Linked DNA regions of Homo sapiens: region 2 is linked to region 1. Evidence: read pairs that join two places in POLR2A ChIA-PET (ENCODE). Cell type or tissue: MCF 10A. All regions are shown on one strand. Each heading gives the region's core, and the rest is flanking DNA. Links, peaks and the distances in the headings are about the cores only.

Region 1 (5,387 bases), core at 167-5,166:
TGTACCACTGGGAATTAAAGAAATACTATGCGCTACTAAAGATCATGATGGGCCGGGCACGGTGGCTCACACCTGTAATCCCAGCACTTTGAGAGGCTGAGGCAGGCAGATCACGAGGTCAGGAGATCGAGACCATCCTGACTAACACGGTGAAACCTCATCTCTACTAAAAATACAGAAAAATTAGCCAGGCGTGGTGGCGGGCGCCTGTAGTCTCAGCTACTCGGAAGGCTGAGGCAGGAGAATGGCGTGAACCTGGGAGGTGGAGCTTGCCGTGAGCCGAGATCACACCACTGCACTCCAGCCTGGGTGACAGAGCGAGACTCTGTCTCAAAAAAAATAAAAATAAAAAAGATCATGATGAAGCTGATGAAGCTGTAACAAAGCTCATGTACTAGAAAAGTGAAGAGACACCTCTTTCATGTGACATCATCCCTTGGTTCTGATATCACACTCGGTTGCCAAGAGGATTGGAATACACTAAGAGGCTCCAAATCAGTGTTAGAGTTTTAGTTAGCATTGGGGTTATTTTTAAAATGAAGAAATTCTAACAATACATTGAGGATTTGGGGTGGAGCACAGGGTTTTTTTTTAAAAAAATTGTATCTTTCACTTTATCATGCAAACCTTTTTCATGTTGTTTCCTTTATGGAATTCTAGCATCACGTAATTAGTTTGAAGGGAGGGCAAAGACACAAGGTTTTTTTTTCCTCCCCCTGTTACTTAGTTCACATTGGAAACAAAGCCTCTCTAAATAGCCCCCTCAAAGACAGCCTACAGCAATTAACACGTGTCCACATTGGGCCCCTCTTCTTAGGAAAAAGTCGTTTCTATATTGCCACCAAACTAGATGCTTTTTAAAGAATCTATTCTAGCCTCATTTTTTTCATCAGGGTAAAAACAGACGTCTTTAGTATTTTTTACTGGTTTTATATTAGTGTTCATGAAGAAAAGTCATTTTGCTTATCTACAGAATTTAAGTTATTTGGCTTTTTATGTGTCATCTTAAGCACAAAATTGGGGCCATCATTACTTTTCATAGAAAAATTAAGAGAGACTAAATGATGATAGAGTATTTCATGAGTAATGAGTACTATTGTCAATAGACTAGACAGAGCTCCTACCACCACAGATGAAGACCCTTTATCAGCTCATAACTGGGAACTTGAAAAACTAGGCAACATCCAGCTCATCCATCACAGAGTACGTGCAAGAGGGTAGGCCTCTGGTGGACGATGCTTTCTTCAAAGTTAAACCCCTGTCTTAATGCATGGATGTTTCCCTCTCGAATACAGATTCCTTCAGGATATTATCTGCAAACTATGAATTCCAACCTGAATTTGGATGGATTTCTTCTGCCGATTGCAGTAATGAATGCCATCAGCAGCCTACCATTACTAATTCTGGCTCCTTTTCTGGAGTATTTCAGCACCTGCCTGTTTCCCTCTAAGAGAGTTGGATCATTTCTGTCAACATGCATCAGTAAGTACAATTTAACCATTTCATGCGAATCGTTTGAAACTTTTTTAAAACAACATTCTGCTAAGATCCGAACTAGCTATATGCTCCTGAGTAGTGTCAGATTTTGATAATATGGAAAACAGGTGAATTTGTGACTGATAACACCCATCTTCCGAAATCTCTAGCCAGACATGTGTCCCATCTTCTTCCTATCCTTTTATGTTTATGTCTCCTCAGAAGACACACCTGATATAAAGAGATGGTGAAATTTCCAGCACTACCAAATGACCTATCCTTAAAGTCAGGCAGTCCTTACCCCTTAAGTCTATGTCAAATAGGTTCTTAAAAATAAACAGTTAATTAATTCCAAAAGATCATTTTAATTTCTGAATCGGTAACAAAATTGATTAAGGATTAGTATTGTAAGTTACAGCTTCAATACAGTACTTTATCAAATAGTGCAATTTAGGATATCATTCTCAGAACATAATCAATAGGACATAAAATGAAATTTATCTGATTGAAATGGGAGAGAAGGATGGAAGTCCATTCTGATCATATTCTCCTCTGCCTGTCTTCCTTCGACACCATCAGGGAACAAGAGAACAGTGGGGGTACAGTAAAACAAGTTTCAATCTAAGAATCAGAGAACTCTGACATTGAACTGCTCCTGGTGACTTTGAAAAAGCCACTGAAACTTCCTTGTTTTAGTTTGCTTATTTTTTTCATTGAGGGACATACCCTAGATAAATTTTGGATCATTTTGTTCTCTAAAACTTTTGAAATCACTCAGGATGACATCAGTGCCCAGAACGTAGTCCAGACACATAGCAAAAGCTCTATAAATGTTAGCTATTATTATGAGTCATTATGTGCAGGGGACACATTTAATTGTTTGGTGAGCATAAACAGAAAGCAAAGGAAGTTTGAAATTCTTAAGTAATATCATGCAATGGTAACCTAATGTCTTATCCTCTACTTGAGAAACAATTCTATTGAAATAGTCAAGGTCAGGCATATAGAAGATTCTCTTCTCTCGGTTAACCTGTTCTTATTTTTTTTTTTTTTTTTTGAGACGGAGTCTCGCTCTGTCGCCCAGGCTGGAGTGCAGTGGCGCTATCTCGGCTCACTACAACCTCTTCCTCCCGGGTTCACGCCATTCTCCTGCCTCAGCCTCCCGAGTAGCTGGGACTACAAGTGCCCACCACCACGCCTGGCTAATTTTTTTTTGCATTTTTAGTAGAGACGGGGTTTCACTGTGTAAGCCAGGATGGTCTCAATCTCCTGACCTCGTGATCCGCCCGCCTCGGCCTCCCAAAGTGCTGGGATGACAGGTGTGAGCCACCACGCCCGGCCAACCTGTTCTTATTAAGAGACTTAGGAGACTATGGCGGAATCTTCTAGTCACAGGTATTTTTTGTTGCTTCTCTGTTTACAGAAGTTACATTTCATTGTGTGTGTTTCCTGTTCTTTATCTACCAGATCACTCAAGATCACATCATGGAGTGGGTTTATTTTTGGTTAGAACTAAAAGTGACTAAACTCACCTTAGTTTATTTTATCATCTTCAATTATAGAGGAGGACTTTAGTATATAACCTTTTGAGATGTATTTCTTAAGCCAGTAACCCCATCTTTATTTATTGTAATAGGCTTTAGCAAACTATAAATCTTTAGGTTTTGATAATCCTTAAGACTTAAAAAGTGCTTTTCTGTCTGCCAATGTAGAAATCCAAAAGCCAGCACATATTTGGTGAATGTCCAGGATTAGCAGTAAAATAAAGATAAAAAAGGAAAAGTAAGACATGGTTTGTATATACCTTCAGCAAGTCCATGATTGAAACATAATGCATGCAGGACAAAATAGGAGTAAAATCATATTGTGAAATGCCAAAAATCTCAGCAGTTTTGTACAGTGTCATGAAACACCCCAATCTGAGCTTCCAAATCATGCTTAATTACCACAAATTTTAAAATTTTGGGTACCCTAGAAAAATATTCTATACAACATGGCTAAAATAAATTCTTCCTGAGAATAAGAAATCTTAAATTAACTTTAAAGTTAAGCAACTTTCTTTTGGACAATTCTCTACTCCTGCATATTTGAAATCACATCTCTTCCTAAAGAAGAGTACTTTTTTTCTGGATTTAGAAAAGTTAGACAGAGTTATTTAGTATATTGTTTGATGTTGTTAATGAATTAAATATTCCCCTTCAAGATTGGTAACAAGACCTATTGCACAGGAAAAAGGAAAAACTAGACTCACTTCAAAAGAAACTAAGCTACGTTCCACTGGGTACAGAATACTGATTTCAGTTGTTTCTGAACCCCACTCCATTCATTCATTGATTTGCATACTTGTACGTTTATTTGCATAACGTTTTGCTATGGGAATATAAAAGTGCGATGATATGCGTCTTTTAAACTAGATATTTGCTTAAGTTTTCCATATTCTGGTTATGATTATGAAAGATTAACAAGTTTTATCAGGACATAAAAGTACCAACCTGGGGTACTTTTTGATACTAATTTACATAACTGAATTAGTCTAATATTAAAGTTACCTTTCACTTTGAACTCAAGTGCCTGAAAATGTGGGTGAAGTATATAGGTATATGAATTATGAATGAACATATATTTGTGAGTTCCTAATTTGAATTTAGGAACCTTCATACACATATTACATTTAATCTCATGATAAACCATCATTTAATAGATCAGGGTCACAAAGATAGTGTCATTTGAACAGGTTTTCTAATTTTAAGGGCATAACTTTATCATTATTACTATTACTATTCTGCTTAGCGGCTAAACGTAGCTGTTAGATTATAGAAGTTAATGTATTGATGTTAGCTTGGCATCCTTATTGATATTTCCAGTTAGTGCCATGAAATACCTGAAAAACTCCTTTTGTCATCACAATGGGCAGTTACTCCTTATACTGTCACATGCCCTTCCACATCCAGGTATTCGTATTCTCCTTCCAGGGACTGTCATGTTTAAGGAGGCAGATGGTAAAGTCAATGACAATGCCTAATGTTTTACATGCAAAATCACAGCCCAGACCAAGAGTGAGAGATGGGGAAATCTTACCCAGCTGGTCAAACTAGAAATTTATAAAGAAAAAATCAACTTACTTTTTTATCTAGCTCATAAACAATGCAATAACAAAGGTGTTTCTGATTCAAGATGCAACATTCCTGAGTTCATCACCTATGGAGGTCAAGAAATATGTCAGGGTCTCCAACTATTAAAAAGAAAAACCTCTAAGTCTTCCAAGACTGTGAAAGGCAAAGACTTCATAGGCTCAGAGTGTTTTATCAAGGGCTGCATTTTCTTAATATTACACTTGTGTGGATTTATCTGGTTAAGTCAACCTTAATTCACTACAAATCCAGAACTAATGATATTATTGTAATTTATCTTCTATCATAATTGGGTTTACTTCATTTTATATTTTTTTTAGTTCACAAATGTTTACACTATGAGTATTTCCTTTCCTTAGCATTAATTAAAATCCTGCAGTATGGAGCATTCAGTAGTTAGTGCTGACACACACAAGTATTAATCTGACCAAAATCAGCCTAATTAAGATTGTTATTAAGGCTTACACAAAGCAGAAGTGTACAACACAGTAGGTAGCAATTATCTTGGCTTTTAAATAACATTTAAATTTAAATGTAGATGAAATATATTCACATAACTGCAATACCTTTTTTCTTTAAAATAAAAACATGAAAATTCAAGTTCCAGCTAAAAGTCTTTTATGATATAGTCACAGTCAGTGTAGGTCCCTGTATACATAACCAGTAACCTCAACTAGTTCTAATAACTTGCAGTTGTATAAAGTTCTTTTTGTGGTTGAAACCAAAGTGGTTGCTAAGCTAAAAGCCAAGTCAAGGATCCAGTTATTTTCATTGCAAGTA
Region 2 (5,387 bases), core at 1-5,000, 120 kb before region 1:
CTTTATCTGGAATAAATATTCCAGATAAAGTTCCTAAGGTCAGGCCTGTCTGTCTTGTTCATCGTAGTGCTCCCCTAAATAAGTGCCTGGCACACACTAGATGTACAATAAATATATGTTGAATAAAGAAATAAATGTATTACAATGGAAAGGGCATTAGATTGGGTTTAATGCAATTTCAGTTTGAATCTCAGTTTCACTCTTTATTTGTATGTAACCTTGGATAAGCTATTGCTAAGGACTGAATGTTTGTGGCCCCCTAAAACTTGTATGTTAAAGCCTAATCTTCGATGTGATAGTATCTGGGATATGAGGCCTTTGGGAGGTAATTAGGTGAAGAGAGTGGAGTCCTCATGAATGAGATTAAAGTCTTTATAAGAAGAGAAAGGAGAGAGTTTGCTTCCTTCTCTCTCTCTCTCTCTGTGCTCTGCCAATGTGAGGATACAATGAGAAGATGGCCATCTGCAAGTCAGGAACTGGGCCCTCACTGAACACCAGATCTGCTGGCATCTTGATTTTAGACTTACCAGACTCCAGAACTGTGAGACAAATGTTTGTTGCTTAAGCCACCCAGTCTATGGCATTTTGTAAGAGCAGCCCAAAGGGACTCAGACAGCTACTTAACCTCTAACTGCCCCCTCTATATAAAATGGAAAGATGAATCCTCATTTCACCTGACAATGCTAACAAGTGTGTAAAATGACTGCATGACCAAGCACACATAAAAAGCGTGTGGCTCCCGGCACTCTCCAAATTTGAATTCCCTTCATCTTTTCTTTTAAGACAGGGTACATTTCCTTGGTGACATTCTGTGTCTAGAAGTCAGTGTGGACCTGGAAGCAGACAGCCACTTTGTTGCCCTGATGCTGCAACACATCAGTGCATGAGAGGTGTTCCCTCCATTAAAATGCAAACATCCTTCCATTATACCTCAAAATAGTAGGCCAGGCCCACGCCTGTAATCCCAGCACTTTGGGAGGCCAAGGTGGGTGGATCACCTGAGGTCAGGAGTTTGAGACCAGCCTGGCCAACATGGCAAAACCCCATCTCTACTAAAAACACAAAAATCAACTGGGCCTGGTGGTGCGTGCCTATAATCTCAGCTACTTGGGACGCTGAGGCATGAGAAGCACTTGAACCCAGGAGGCAGAGGTTGCAGTGAGCCGAGATCCTGCCACTGCACTCCAGCCTGGGCAACAGAGTGAGACTCCATCTCACAAAAAAAAAAAAAAAAAAAAGTAACAAGGAAACACCTTAGGGAAGACTGTGACCTATAGATAAAATCAAGGCTCTAGAGGACAAAACTCAGGACAGGTCCTAAGAGAGAAACAGATGGTCTCCAGGAAGAAGTTGCTGAATGAGCACAGGGACTACCCCCGTGAAAATATTTTAATTTTGTAAAGGGAACCTCGCTCTACGCGCTTCAAGCACGTATAAACCCTGCTTGAATACATAATATGTGCTTCAGAATCTGTCTACCACCCTCCCCACATCTGCACTTAAAAAAAAAAAAGTCATTCTTATAATGCTGGGTAGAAATAGTATCCACTTAAAAAGTCAGAAGTACACAAAATTCAAAAGGCTCATATATGAGGCTCACTTTGAAAGTAAGACTTTAATTCTCAGCCTTTTTCTTCTTTTTCTTTCTTCTTTTTTTTTCTATTTTTTTTTAACCAAAATCATACCCTTGACCTGCACTAGAGCTGAAAATACCAGTTAACTGTCTAGAAAATGATTGTTTTCTAAACCCTCATTGGCAAAATTAATTCCAAAATGAAAGAAAGTTTCCGTGAAAACTTTGATATTCCAGAATATCTCATCTGCTTAGCAGAATGATAAAAAGGTAAAAGCCATAATGAAAAAACCATTTACTAGTTTCTAGGAGAAAGCAACTGTTCCATAAATACATCAGATCCATCTGTGCCAAACGATGGCATACTTCACTTACAGCATAAAACAGTGTGCTATTGGGCTTTACCAAAAATAAAAAAAGAAAATTAAGAAAACTGCTCTCCAGAATTCCAACTCTTAAAAGTAAGAAAATATTACCTCCAAATTTCTTACCTTTCTTGTCAATCTATAGAATGCAGTTGCAGTACTCATAAGCATCATTTTTGAAAGAATAATTGTTGCATAGGATGCAAAAGCCATGAATACTTCATCATCCATTACCTGGGTGAGGTCAACCATTTTTTCAATTTTGGTCTGGAATCTTAAAAAGATTTAAATAAAATGGGAAAAAGCAGACATAAATACCCAAAATAACTGGAAGATCATTTGATGTTCTTATATTGCAGCATTAATTATACTGTTCTTAAAAATATCTTGGACTATTTGCAGAAGAAATGATTGTTTAGTTTTTAAAATGTCAAAGTAAATAGGGGCTGAACGCAGTGGCTTATACCTGTTAATCCCAGCACTTTGGGAGGCCGAGGCTGGTGGATCACTTGAGATCGGGAGTTTGAGACCAGCCAGCCCAACATGGTGAAACCCCATCTCTACTAAAAATACAAAAATTAGCCAGACGCAGTGGCGTGTGCCTGCAATCCCAGCTACTCGTGAGACTGAGGCAGGAGAATTGCTTAAATCCGGGAGGCGGAGGTTGCAATGAGCCAAGATTGCGCCACTGCACTGTAGCCTGGGCGACAGAGAGAGACTCTATCTCAAAAAAAAAAAAAAAAAAAAGTATGCAATATTATATTTTATCTAGTTCTATATTATTTAGCTTGAAGACATCAAGCAAGTACTACTTGAAAAAAAAGGGTGCAGTATAAGCAAAAATAAATAGCAAAAATGCCCTAAACATAGACTAACATCACATACTAGCACTGAGATTAACTATAAGTAGGTTGAAAGCAAAAGACCAGAGGTCATAGACTGATCTCTTTGGAAACATCAAGCTATGTACCTAGCAGCAGCACTGAACTTAGGAAGGCCTCAGTTCTTATGTATCCTGCTTTGGAGACCCAACTTACAACTTGTCATTTCAGTAGTATTCAAAACTGTAGGCTTTAGGACTTGAATTCCAGTCCCACGATTTAGCTGTTAACCTTGCTTGAGGGATTCAGTCTCTGAGACTAAATTTCTTCATTCTTAAAATCGAAACAGTAGGCCTGGTGTGGTGGCTCACGCCTGTAGTCCCAGCACTTTGGGAGGCCGAGGCGGGTGGATCACGAGGTCGAGAGATCAAGTCCATCCTGGCTGACACAGTGAAACCCCGTCTCTACTAAAAATACAAAAAATTAGCCGGGTGTGGTGGCAGGCGCCTGTAGTCCCGGCTGCTTGGGAGGCTGAAGCAGGAGAATAGCATGAACCCAGGAGGCAGAGCTTGCAGTGAGCCAAGATGGCACCACTGCACTCTAGCCTGGGTGACAGAGTGAGACTCTGTCTCCCCCTCCAAAAAAAAAAATTGAAATAGTAATAGCTTCTAACTTAATGGGTTATTGTCTAATGTAATGGAGATAAAATATGGACTGGCCCAAGAAAAACCCTCAATAAATTTATAATATCCTTATCACAATTGTCATCATGATCACCATCATCATCAATTCGAAGACAGGTAAAGAAGGAGAAGCAGGATAATGGAAACATCAAAAAACAGGCTTGCAAATGCAAGGTAAGGAATTACCATATATGGTACTTTCATGGGTGTAATAGGGAAGGAGAATTAGCTTTACATGATCCTTGAGTCATTTCACATTCCAAAGTTACATTCAACTAAAAGCCGTTGAGTAGAGGAATGTAGTTATCTGTGTCTGGAATTGGAAGTATAATTGGGAATGTGCTGAAGAGGAAGGCCAAGACACACTGGTGATACTGAAGTCAAAACAGGTAGGAACTTAGGGTAAAGCTTAAAATGTACATTTCCAGTCCTCTGCCATTATTCTTTGTAACCTCCTCTTGTTCTTTTATCAGCCCTGCTATCTACTTCTCTCTCTTCCACAGAACACACACAACTTTTCTCAGACCCAAGCTTAGAGGCTATTTATCCTGCTTGGCATGTAGTACTGTCTCTTCTAGATGATGTTCATTCCTGCCTTTAAAGCTCAACCCCTGCATTGTGTCCTTATTAGCCTGACACCTATCAGCTGCAATCTTTCTATCCATCTTACCAGTAATCTATACATTTATATGTATCTTTATTGGTCATATAGCCATCTTTGTGTTGCTGGTGAATGTGATTAAAAACCACATACATATATACTTAGCTTTATTAGAGCTTGCTATGTGTTCAACTATACTATGTACATTATGTACACTACTTTCATCACCTTTGTTAATCTATTACAATTGTCATAACTATACCCATTTCACAAAAGAAGAAAAAGGGAATTAGAGTTGTTAAGCTGCCAAGCTGGGACACGAACACCCCATACGGTTACTACACTATACTCTCTCTTTCAAGAGGCTTGATTAATTCTGCTCTCAACTCTTTAATTCTGCTTAATTCTAATTCAATTGACATTAAGTGAATGCCTACTCTGTGGCTGGCACAAGTAGGCACCCCTTATATCTGTCATCTTCTTTCTTTTTCCAGTTATGTGGTGAGGTATTAAAATTCCCATTTTGCAGATAAAGAAATCAAAGCTACCTAAGTAACCCCTATTTTTGTTTCCTTTTCTTTTCTTTTTTTGAGATGGAGTCTCACTCTGTCGCCCAGGCTGCAGTGCAGTGGTGCAATCTTGGCTCACTGCAACCTCTGCCTCCTGGGTTCAAGCCATTCTCCTGCCTCAGCCTCCCGAGTAGCTGGGATTACAGGTGCCCGCCACCACACCTGGCTAATTTTTGTATTTTTAGTAAAGACGGGGTTTCACCATATTTGTCAGGCTGGTCTTAAACTCCTGACCTCAGGTGATCCACCCGCCTCAGCCTCCCAAACTGCTAGGATTACAGGCATGAGCCACCATGCCTGGCCCCCCTATTTTTGTTTTCTTAGGCTAAAAATATACAGCTTGGATTTAGGCAAACAGAAACTACATGCGCAAGGTTTTTAAAAAATCCCCTAGATAGCAAATTAATCAACCTCCATAAGTCTCTAGTCTTGAAAGCACAGTATGTTAGATTAGCTCTCAGTGCAATATAATATTTTTGGTAACATTTAATGTGTCTGCTTGTTCTAGTATTGAAGGGGTGAAAGTCATGAATAAACTGCACTATCCTTCAGAGTGTAGGTAAAGTAATTAGCTTAAGAAAGGATCCCTAAGTCCCAGGCCTCTGTACAAAGATGTGAAGAAATACAGCAAGCGTGTGAAGTTTTTTAAAATTAAGGTAAGTTTATCAAATAGAAAGTTGCTACTTAACAATAATTTTAAAACTAAAACATTCTCTATAGGCCTCTACTAATGTTCCCAGAATGAAATTTATGTATTGATGGAACAAAAGTCCAG

The links. Peaks named below come from ENCODE experiments on the same cell type or tissue, not always from the same donor. Only the 100,000 strongest peaks of a DNase experiment are listed, where the experiment ranks them.
Region 2: POLR2A ChIA-PET joins it to region 1 with 7 read pairs; 2 of 35 experiments call an interaction of 5 or more read pairs at or near these places.

The regions. Positions count from the first base shown.
Region 1 is chr12:16,235,776-16,241,162 of GRCh38, reverse strand. SLC15A5 (solute carrier family 15 member 5) reads left to right here. Exons shown (of 9, transcript NM_001170798.1): 5 at 1,296-1,482. It overlaps LOC101928362 (a long non-coding RNA gene), which reads right to left. Exons shown (of 11, transcript XR_001749028.1): 4 at 4,599-4,674. Among named protein-coding and RNA genes, the nearest start is that of SLC15A5, 39 kb to the left of the region's middle. In MCF 10A, for the core only: no CTCF peak of the experiment used is centred there; a DNase peak (open chromatin) is centred at 2,302.
Region 2 is chr12:16,351,056-16,356,442 of GRCh38, reverse strand. MGST1 (microsomal glutathione S-transferase 1) reads right to left here. Exons shown (of 4, transcript NM_020300.5): 2 at 2,065-2,212. The coding sequence starts at 2,190. Among named protein-coding and RNA genes, the nearest start is that of MGST1, 6.1 kb to the right of the region's middle. In MCF 10A, for the core only: no CTCF peak of the experiment used is centred there; a DNase peak (open chromatin) is centred at 2,592.